Linked DNA regions of Homo sapiens: region 1 is linked to region 2. The links are chromatin contacts, found by Hi-C or POLR2A ChIA-PET in ENCODE. All regions are on one chromosome and are shown on one strand. The core of a region is the stretch at or near the end of the contact, and the rest is flanking DNA. Distances in the headings are between cores, read along the strand shown.

Region 1 (5,527 bases), core at 1,532-4,031, 110 kb before region 2:
CAAGAAAGTCATGGTCGGGACCCAGGACGTATGGGTCAGAAGGAAAGGTAGGGGTACACGCATGGGCAACTGTTGAGTAGAGACTTCTGGCTGTGCCATGAACTCAACCGGCTAATGCTGGGAGTTTGAGATGACAGCTTTCTGCCTCTAGTAGGCCCTCAGTTTCCCCAGGAAAATTGAAAGCAGAAGCTGGTTCCAGGCAGACCAACGCTTCCAACTCAGAAGAATTGGGGGTTGTTAGAAAGCCCTTTCCCAGACAGCCTCACACCTGAGTGTTAAGTCTGGTGGCCACACTAATCGTTTTTAACTAGCCGACAGGTGCCTGGTATTTTCCTCCAATTCTAAGGAAGCATAGGACAGAATAGCAAGTGAAAGTGGTCCAATATTACTCACTGCTTTGGAGGTCCCTTCGTGGTCACCAAAATGTTACCGGGGGGGTCCTTGTTCTTAGAGCTCCCAAGGTGGTGGTGGGCCGCTTCCAAGGTGGTGGCAAGCCTCTTGTTCTCTGACCTGGGGTTCTTGGCCTCACGGATCCCAAGGAATGGAACCTTGGGCCATGCGATGAGTGTTATAGCTCTATTGGAAGCCGTGGGTCATGGAAGAGAACCGTGGAACCCAGCGACTAGTGTTCAGCTTGATTAGGACGAACCCGGGCACTTAGCCATGTAGGAACAATAGTGAGCCTTTAGCCTGATCAGGAGAGGCAATGGGCACCTCACTGGATCAGGAGCACAGTGGACACCCTGCTGGATCTGGAGGGGTGGAAGTCAGCAGCAGGTCTGCAACGGTGGCAAACAGCAGTGGGTGGACAGTGAGCAAAAGCTCAGCTCGAGCCATAACAAACACAGACCAGAAGAGTATGTGGTTGCAAGATTTAATAGAGTGAAAACAAAGCTCCCGTAAAATGGGAGGGGACCCAAAGGGGGTTGCCCTTTTTTAACTTTTTTTAAGAGACAGGGTCTCACTATGTTGCCTAGGCTGGTCTTGAGCTCCTGGGCTCAAGCAATCCTCCTGCCTTGGCCTCCCAAAGTGCTGGGATTACAAACGTAAGCCACCACACCCAACCCTAGTCATTATTCTTTTTTTAAGAGTTGCTAATTTTACTTTTCACCTTCATCTGCTTACCCCACAGAATTTTATCCTAATGAAGTATATGTACAGCATAAATTCTTCTGTTGTTTTTGTTGAGATGGAGTTTCGCTCTTGTTGCCCAGGCTGGAGTGCCATGGTGTGATCTCGGCTCACCACAACCTCCGCCTCCTGGGTTCAAGTAATTCTTATGCCTCAGCCTCCCGAAGCTGGGATTACAGGCATGTGCCACCATGCCTGACTAATTTTTTGTATTTTTAGTAGAGACAGGGTTTCTGCATGTTGGTCAGGCTGGTTTTGAACTCCCGACCTCAAGTGATCCACCCGCCTCGGCCTCCCAAAGTGCTGGGATTACAGGCGTGAGCCACCACACCCAGCCAGTATGATCTTGGCTCACTGCAGCCTCCGCCTCCCAGGTTCAAGTGATTCTCCTGCCTCAACCTCCTGAATAGCTGGGACTACAGGTGTGCACCATCATGCCCGGCTGATTTTTGTAATTAGAGATGGGGTTTCACCATGTTGGCCAGGGTGGTTTCGAACTTCTGACCTCAGAAGATATGCCCGCCTCGGCCTTAAAGTGCTAGAATTACAGGTGTGAGCCACTGTGCCCATCCATAAATTCTTTATTGATCCCCCATCATATGCTCCTGTCTCTCACACACAAAATAAAAATTAAAAATTTTTTAAAATTTCTTATAAGTCTTTAAGGGTTCATTATTTTTCTGGACTGAATTTTTATTTCTATTATTAGCATACAAGATTAAAACAAGCCAGGCGCGGTGGCTCATGCCTGTAATCACAGCACTTTGGGAGGCTGAGGTGGGCGGATCACGAGGTCAGGAGTTCAAGACCAGCCTGACCAACATGGCGAAACTCCATCTCTACTAAAAAATACAAAAATTACCCGGGCATGGTGGTGCGTGCCTGTAATCCCAGCTACTCAGGAGGCTGAGGCAGGAGAATTGCTTGAACCCGGGAGGCAGAGGTTGCAGTGAGCCGAGATCATGCCACTGCACTCCAGCCTGGGTGACAAGAGTGAGACTTCATCTCAAAAAAAAAAAAAGATTAAAACAACATGTATCTCAAATGTCATTAAAAATCATAAAAATGTGTCCAGGTGCAGTGGCTTACACCTGTAATCCCAGCACTTTGGGAGGCCAAGGCAGGCAGATCACAAAGTCAGGGGATTGAGACCATCCTGGCTAACACGGTGAAACCCCGTCTCTACTAAAAATACAAAAAATTAGCTGAGCTTGGTGGCAGTTGCCTGTAATCCCAGCTACTCGGGAGGCTGAGGCAGGAGAATCTCTTGAACCTGGGAGGCGGAGGTTGCAGTGAGCCGAGATCATACCATTGCACTCCAGCCTGGGTAACAGAGTAAGACTCCGTCTCAAAAAACAAAATTATAAAAATATGTTGGGCACTTCTCATAATGAGATAGGTAAAACTGATAATTCTTTTCAATTAGTATTATTAGTTGAATATTATTAGGCTAGAAAATACAGTGTTGATCATCAGATCTCCTATTTTTCGTTTTTATTGAGATAACACTAAGAAAAGTTATGTAAGTACTTTGTAATGAAGGATGGTTCTTTAAATTTTGTGTGTGGATGCCGTATTGTTCTATTGTCAACTTGGTCAAGCTAGGTATTTCCCAGAATTCTCCTCCACATATAGAGTTGGCCAAACAGAAACTTGTTTGGAAAGCAGAAGTGAAACAGGGCCGTTATACTTTTGGAAACTCCACAGTCAGATGGAGTGATAAATAAAGGCAGAGGTAACTGGCTCATTCCAGCTTGTACTGACTCTTCTCTGCTTTAGTTCCAGGACTTCTTCCTGTATTACGAGCCTAATGACCAGCAAGGGCCTCACACCCACAGAGGCAACAGCTTCTCAAACTTCTCTATGACTTTCCAACTCCTTGTCCTCAACTCAAGGAGTCAGTTGGCCTTCACTTGGGTTCTCTCTTCCTATGCTGCAAAAGGGAAACTCTCCAGGCAGTCAAGGGGTAATCATAGATTCACTGCCACAATTATGCTGTGAAACATTACATTACCATCATTCTGAAAAGTTCCCTGTGCCCCTTCGCAGCCAGTCCCTTTCCCCAACCCCTGGCCTTTGACAGCCATAATCTGCTTTCTATCACTATAGTTTTGTCTTTTCTAGAATTTCATATGAATGAAATCATATAGTATGTTGTATCTGGCTTCTTTCCATTAGTGTAATGGTTTTGAGATTCATCTATTTTGTTGTATCAGTAGTTTGTAGCTTACTATCCCATTGTATGAATATACTGACATTTGTTTATCCATTTGATGGACATTTGGATTGTTTCCAGGTTGGGCTGCTATGAATATTTGCATGCAACTCTTTCAGGTAAATACCTAGAAAAGGAATTGCTAGGTTTTATGGTGTTTCACTTTTTTTTTTTTTGAGACGGAGTCTTGCTCTGTTGCCCAGGCTGGAGTGCAGTGGCAGTGTTTCACCTTTTAAGAAATTGCTAACCTGCTTCCAAAGTAGTTTTATCATTTTGTATTCCCACCAGCAGTGTATAAGAGTTCTGATTATTCTGCATCCTTGCCAGTACTCCATATTGTCAGTTTTTAAATTTTATTTAGAGACGGAGTTTCGCTTTTGTTGCCGAGGCTGGAGTGCAATGGTGCGATCTCGGCTCACTGCAACCTCCTCCTCCTGAGTTCAAGTGATTCTCCTGCCTCAGCCTCCCAAGTAGCTGGGATTACAGGTGCCCGCCACCACGCCCAGCTAATTTTTTGTATTTTTAGTAGAGATGAGGCTTCACCATGTTGGCCAGGCTGGTCTCGAACTCCTGACCTCAGGTAATCCACCCACCTTGGCCTCCCAAAGTACTGGGATTACAGGTATGAGCCACCGCACCCGGCCTTATAGTAATACTTCATTGTGTTTTTTCTTTTGGTTGTTTTTGTTTTGTTTTGTTTTTTTGAGATGGAGTCTTGCTCTGTTGCCCAGGCTGGAGTGCAATGGTACGATCTCAGCTCACTGCAACTTCCACCTTCCGGGTTCAAGTGATTCTCCTACCTCAGCCTCCCAAGTAGCTGGGATTGCAGGCATGTGCCACCACACCCAGCTAATTTTTATATTTTTGGTAGAGACAGGGTTTCGCCATGTTGGCCAGACTGGTCTCGAACTCCTAACCTCAGGTAATCCTCCACCTGCTTCAGCCTCCCAAAGTGCTGGGATTACAGGCGTGAGCCACTGTGCCTGGCCTCATTGTGATTTTAATTTGTACTTCTTTGTTGAGTAGTCTTGTTAAGCATTTTTTCATGTGCTTATTGACCATTTGTTTCTCTTTTATGACTTGTTTTTTGAAATATTTTGCCCGTTTTTAAATTTAAAAAAAATTATTTTTTATTATTTAAATTGTTTATATATTCTGGATACAAGCCCTTTATTCAGATATGTTTTGAAAATATTTTCTCCAGTTCCAGGCTTGCCTTTTCATTGTCTTACTTGTGTCTGAAGAATACAAATATTTGATTTTGATGATGTTCAGTGCATCAAAAAAAAAATTTTAATGGTTTGTGTCCTATCTAAGAAATCTTTGCTTATCCAAACATAACAGAGGTCTATGTTTTCCTTTAGAAATGTTATGGTTTTCATTTTTACACTTATATCAATGATACATATTGAGCTAATTTTTATATATGATATCAGGTAAGGATAGGGGTTCATTTTTTCCCCATATAGATATCACGTTGCTGTAACATAATTTGTTGAAAAGATTATCTTTTTCTCCCCATTCTAAAGGCCTTTGCACTGTGTTGAAACCCAGTTCACCATATATGTGTGGGCCTACTTCTAGACTCTGTTTCATTGATCTATATGTCCTTATGCCAGTTTCACCCTATCTTGATTAGTGTAGCTAATAAAGTAATTAGTGTAGCTATAAAGTAAGTACTGAAATCAATTAAATATAAGTCCTCCAACCTGGTTTTTTGTTTTGCAACGTTTTTTGCCTGTTCTGAGTCCCTTGTGTTCCCATATACATTTTAGAGTCACCTTGTCAATTTCTACCCCAAAAAAATGCCTGATCAGATTTTGATTGGGACTGCATTGAATCTTTAATTTGGGGAGAATTGATGTCTTAGCAATATGGAGTCTTCCCAATTCATGAACATAGCATATCTCTTATTTATTTATTCCTCCATTTAACTTTCTCAGCCATTTTTTTAGCTTTAGTGTATAGGTCTTGCATGATTTTGTTTAATTTATCCTTAAGTGTTTTTCTGATTTTTGGTCCCGTTGCAAGTGGTATTTTAAATTTTTCAATTTCCAATACTTCAATACTAGTATATAGAAATATAAAAGGTTTTTTTTGTTTGTTTGTTTGTTTGTTTTTTGAGACAGAGTTTTGCCCAGGCTGGAGTGCAACGGAGGAGATTTCAGCTCACCTCAACCT
Region 2 (5,296 bases), core at 2,300-4,799:
TGACTTGATGGTTTCTATCACAGACTACATCATTATATAAGCCAGCTGCAGGCTGGAAAGTCAGGGCAAATTTGAAGCCAAAAGATTGCTTGTTCAGGTAGCCAATGGATAACACTATTGTTTCTCACCTAAACTAAGGCAGTTTCCCATTTATTTGGGGGAAGTAGAATCTCCATGAAGAGTAAAATGGGGTGGGGAAGGAAGACGACACCAGCTCTGCTTTTCTGGCAGCCTAGGATTAGTGGAGGAACCTTAACTACTTTACTTTTGCACAAACAGAGGTATTGAGCTTTGTACACCACTGAGATCAGTGATAAATCATTCACTCTTCTTTATTTATTTATTATTATTATTTTTTTGAGATGGAGTCTTGCTCTGTTGCCCAGGCTGGAGTGCAGTAGCACAATCTCGGCTCACTGCAAGCTCCGCCTCCCAGGTTCATGCCATTCTCCTGCCTCAGCCTCCCGAGTAGCTGGGACTACAAGCACCCGCCACCATGCCAGGCAAATTTTTTTTTTTTTTTTGTATTTTTAGTAGAGACAGGGTTTCACTGTGTTAGCCAGGATGGTCTCGATCTCCTGACCTTGTGATCTGCCCACCTCGGCCTCCCGAAGTGCTGGGATTACAGGCTTGAGCCACCGCGCCCGGCCAAATCATTCACTCTTTTGGCACCCTTCATAGTCCTAAAAACAAAACAAAGATGGCATTCAGAGCAGGAGGTGAAAGACCTGCCCGCATAAGGCAGCCCTGGCCCAGAGAGACACTGGGCATGGAGCTGGCTTTGCCTTCCTGCACGTGAAGCTGGAAGCAGCTCAGGTGGCTCCATTATTCCCACAGAACAGCCTCAAGGCTCACCTAGTGGGTCACTTAGTAGCTTTCCTCCCCCAGGGCTTCCAAGCTGTTCTTCAGAGGCTCCTGATTCAGTGTATCACCTAACCCTTGCTACTCTTATGTACACATGGAATCCAGAGGATCACACTTGTCCCAGTGTCCTCCCTCAGATGCATTCAGCAGAGAGAACAAGTGAGGGAGATGACAGGGACCCCAGCATATACTGACCAAGTCCAGTGCGGGGATAGTGCCTTCCCCATTTTATAGACGGGGAAGAAAATGGGGCCCAGAGAGGTTAACATGCCCAACCCAGGATTTAAAATTGTCTTCCAGATGTACTCATTGAATACATATTTAAGTACTTGCTATGTCCAGGGCCAGCACCAGGCCATGGGAAAACCATAGTGAACAGATATGGCTTCATCCTCATGGAGCTGACGGTCTATGTAGGAGACAGACATGAAATAGTCACCCTAGTGCATGGAAAATTGCAGCTGTGACAAGTTCTCCTGAAGCCTCCAGTATGGAGAGTTGTGTGTATCAGGGAAGGTCTCCTTGAGGAACCTGAGGGGAGTAGAAACCTAACTGGAGCTACGGGGGTGAAGATGGGGATGAAGAGGATCCTAGCTAGAGGAGTGTGTGTGTGCAGAGGCCTGGGGGTAGGAGCAGGTGTGATGAGAGGAATCTGAAAAAAGGCCAGGGCAGCTGGAGGGCAGGGAGCAAGGGGAGCAAGGTCCCTGAGGAGGCTGGAGAGGCTGCAGGGGTGGGGAGGCTGGCAGGAAGACCCTTCCAGGACCTTGTAGGACGCTTAGAGGTTCCCAGGGTGGTGGAACCCCTGAAGTGTTATACTTCCGGGAGGAAGTGGTGGGGGACAAGTGGGAGTGACAGCTCAGATTTGGACTCCGCATACACTACTCAGGGCCTGAGGGGGGGCCAGAGCAGGCCAGTGAGAAGGTAATGTGGATGGAAGGAGAAAGGCAGGATTGGCAATTTTTAGGAGGTGAAAATAGCTTGCTTGATGATGGATTGTGTGGGGAGAGAAAGGGAGGGAATCCCCCAGGATGACTCCTGGGTGCTGATTTGGGTTCTTGGGTGGCTGATGGTATCATTTGCTGAGATAAACAGTGTCAACCTGTTTTCTCTAACCCACACAGCCTTACGCTGAAGATTTGAAGGTGGTCACTAGAAGAACAAGTTTATACGAACAACAGATAGGCTTAAAAAGTGGTTTTCAGCCAGGCGCAGTGGCTCATGCCTATAATCCTAACACTTTGAGAGGCCAAGGCGGGTGGATCACCTGAGGTCAGGAGTTCGAGACCAGCCTGACCAACATGGTGAAACCCCATCTCTACTAAAAATACAAAAATTAGCTGGGTGTGGTGGTGGGCGCCTGTAATCCCAGCTATTCAGGAGGCTGAGGCAGGAGAATCGCTTGAACTTGGGAGGTGGAGGTTGCAGTGAGCTGAGATCGTGCCATTGCACTCCAGCCTGGGCAACAAAGCAAGACTCTGTCTCAAAAAAAAAAAAAAAAAAAGTGGTTTTCAACAAAGGGTGGCACTTTTTGATTGCCAAAATGAGCGACAGCACTGATGGCATTTAGTGGGCAAATGATGTTACGGGGGCTTAAGAGCCCACAAAGAGGGCAAACATCCTATCATGCCAAGGATTGTTTCACCCTGAATGCCAACAGTGCCCTTGAAGAGAAACACTGTAAAAGATGCCAGATATGAGAGTTACAAGAAATTCTAGGATGTGCTGGGGATATTCCAGGGAATCACCCTGGCCTTTACTCCCATAATTCAATCCTTAGGGTTAGATGAAACTGAGGGGACAGATGGCATTTTATGCTTATTTCGCTTTTTCGACCTTTATTTATTTTTTGAAGGGTGGGGGGTGTTCACAGGAAGCTATTCACAAGAATCTGAATAAAACGATGGCCTTCATCTTACACTATATTAAATGTACATTTTGTACTATATTTAATGTATACATAGCATTTCTGCATCAGTTCTTCCCCACCTGGACCGCTCCTCATTCCCACGTAGGCTCCCGCTCCCCTCCGTCCCTCTTCCCGGAGGTTTTCAGCGTTTTGCTGCCCACACAGCACAGATCTCTAAGGGAAATAAACCTCGTTTTCTCGATCATCTGCCTCCCCATTATAAAGTAAATTCCACGGGCTGAGCGCGGTGGCTCACGCCTGTAATCCCAGCACTTCGGGAGGCCGAGGTGGGCGGATCACCTGAGGTCAGGAGTTCGAGACCAGCCTGGCCAACATGGTGAAACCCCGTCTCTACTAAAAACACAAAAATTGGCCAGGCGTGGTGGCAGGCGCCTGTAATCCCAGCTACTCGGGAGGCTGAGGCAGGAGAATCGCTTTAACCCAGGAGGCGGAGGTTGCAGTGAGCCAAGATCGCGCCACTGCACTCCAGTCTGGGGGACAAGAGCTAGACTTCGTCCCAAAAAAAAAAAAAAAAGAAAGTAAATTCCACGAAAGACGGGCCTTGCTCACCCTGCTCGACGCTGGGTTCCCAAGCCCAGTCCTGCACCTAGTCCTCGAAGGAGGGGGTTTTCATACTATTTCAGGGGGTCCACCGACCCCAAGAAGCCCAATCAGACGGGGTCCTCAACCCAAAACTCACTCTGACGCCGCCCGCGGAGGCCCGAGGTGGTCTGCGCAGGCGCGCTGCTGGCCCGGCCCGCCGGCGACGTCACGCGGCCGTTACGGCGCTCAGGCGTCTCGACGCGCGCGATTTAAAACCAGCTCAGGAGACGCCAAGGAAAGATGGGACCTCCCGGCCCAGGTGAGCCGGGCGGTCGGGAGGCGCGGCGGGAAGGGCCCCTAGCGAAGCAGTACTTCGGGCGGGCAGGGCTGGCGGGCTGGCCTGGGCGGGGAGAGAGGATATGCTCAGCTCGGGTCTTGGCCCTGCGGCTGACAGCAGAGGCCGGTGCGGGGGGAGGGGAGGGCCGGCGCGGGGCGGGCGGACCTTGTGCGCTCAGCCAATCAGAAAGCGGCTTCGGCCGGAGTCGGAGAGCGCGCGGGCCCTGCCTCACACTCCTCAGTTCCCGGGCGGGCGGTGGGGCGGCCTCCTCCTTGGGCTCCTAAAGCGTGCTCGGTGTCTCTCCATTAAAATGGTGGTTTTCCTGGAATAGACGTTATTTTCAGGGCTTTGGAAGCGATGTGGTTACCGTTGTATGCTTAGCATGCATGCATTTATTTTTGCATCTATTCAAAAGTACTGAGCTCTCCCGTTGGGCGAACAAAATTGATAATATCTCTATACTGTTGGAGTTGGGGAGACAGACAGTAAACAAAAGAAATAATTACACATGAGGCTGAGTGCTGTGATTGAGTATAGCAGAGTAGGGGTGGCTCCGCCAGGGGTTCAGGGAAGATCTTTAGGCAGATACTAGGGAACGTGTTTCAGGCAGAAGGAGCAAGTACAAAAATGAGGCAGGGAAGAGCCTGGCCTGGCCTAGGACCTGACCAGAACATTGTGACCAAGCTTAGTGAGGCCTGACACGTAGGCAGGGTCTGGAGGCCTTGGGTAAGAGATTTGGAAATTGAGTTACATTTTGGACATGGTATGTGTGACTTACGGGAGAGACTCAGGTGAAGGGATCTATAATCACTTAGGTGAGAATTTGGCTCTCAGGGGAGTTATATGGACCACTCAGGGAAGTGACCCATGGATTGAGAAATAAATTTGGATACCATTATCATATAGACCATTAGACCATAAAACCATGGGAACAGGTGAGAACACTAGGAAGGCCCTGCACATCTAGGACCAACGTTTAGAAGCTGGATAGAGAAGGATGAGCTGGAAAAACTCAAAAGACAGTGGTATAGGAAGAAGCCAAGAGTGTTTCAACAAGGAAGGGACTGTCAGCTGTTTCAAATGCTGCTGGATTCCAAGAGAAAGGCCAGAAAATGACCATAGGGTTTAGGCAACATGGAAGTTATAGATGATCACGAAAAGATAGTTCTCATGAAGTTGGAATAGGAACCAGACCAGAGTGGGTTGAAAAATGAGTGGGAAATGAGGAAGTAGACATAGGAAGTGTCTTTGAGCTCAGTAACCATCGGTTGAATGAATGGATGCATAATATCAAAGGCAAGGAGAGAAACCACGGAAAGAAGATTTGGAGAATTAAAGCATGCCTCTAATTCCAAGTTTAGTTTCTCTCTTAGACAAGGTTCTCCTTAAGTGCTTCCTATTTCTGTTAAGGTATCCTCTCCAAAGGTCCAGGTTCCTTCCTTAGCCTGTAGCCTACTGTGCTCACATCCAAATACTGTCCTCATAAGTCCTCTTGATTCAGTTTCTAAAAATGTCTCTTGCCTCCTCCCTTCCTATTTTTACTTTGTTGTTTTTTGTTTTTTGTTTTTTTTGAGACGGAGTCTCGCTCTATCGCCCAGGCTGGAGTGCAGTGGTGCAATCTCGGCCCACTGCAAGCTCCGCCTCCT

What was found. A loop is a pair of places that touch in the nucleus more often than their neighbours do. ChIA-PET counts read pairs that join two places held with the same protein, here RNA polymerase II (POLR2A). Pooled maps may share reads with other maps.
Region 1: a pooled map shows a loop between it and region 2 (2.4-fold over the local background). The contact joins the enhancer-like site here to the promoter of NCAPH in region 2. A Hi-C loop is called at or near these places in 2 of 50 pooled maps. POLR2A ChIA-PET finds 5 or more read pairs at or near these places in 10 of 52 experiments (AG04450, H1, WTC11 and 5 more).

Annotation. Positions count from the first base shown.
Region 1 is chr2:96,222,395-96,227,921 of GRCh38, forward strand. All of the region lies in intron 1 of STARD7-AS1 (STARD7 antisense RNA 1), which reads left to right. Among named protein-coding and RNA genes, the nearest start is that of SNORA112, 11 kb to the left of the region's middle. RefSeq lists an enhancer at 2,717-3,011. Within about 2 kb of position 2,782, at least 4 of the 41 ENCODE cell types and tissues checked have a DNase peak (open chromatin) inside an H3K27ac peak, as active enhancers do.
Region 2 is chr2:96,332,217-96,337,512 of GRCh38, forward strand. NCAPH (non-SMC condensin I complex subunit H) reads left to right here and starts at 3,550. Exons shown (of 18, transcript NM_015341.5): 1 at 3,550-3,632. The coding sequence starts at 3,614. RefSeq lists enhancers at 3,023-3,864, 3,865-4,706 and a silencer at 3,625-3,944.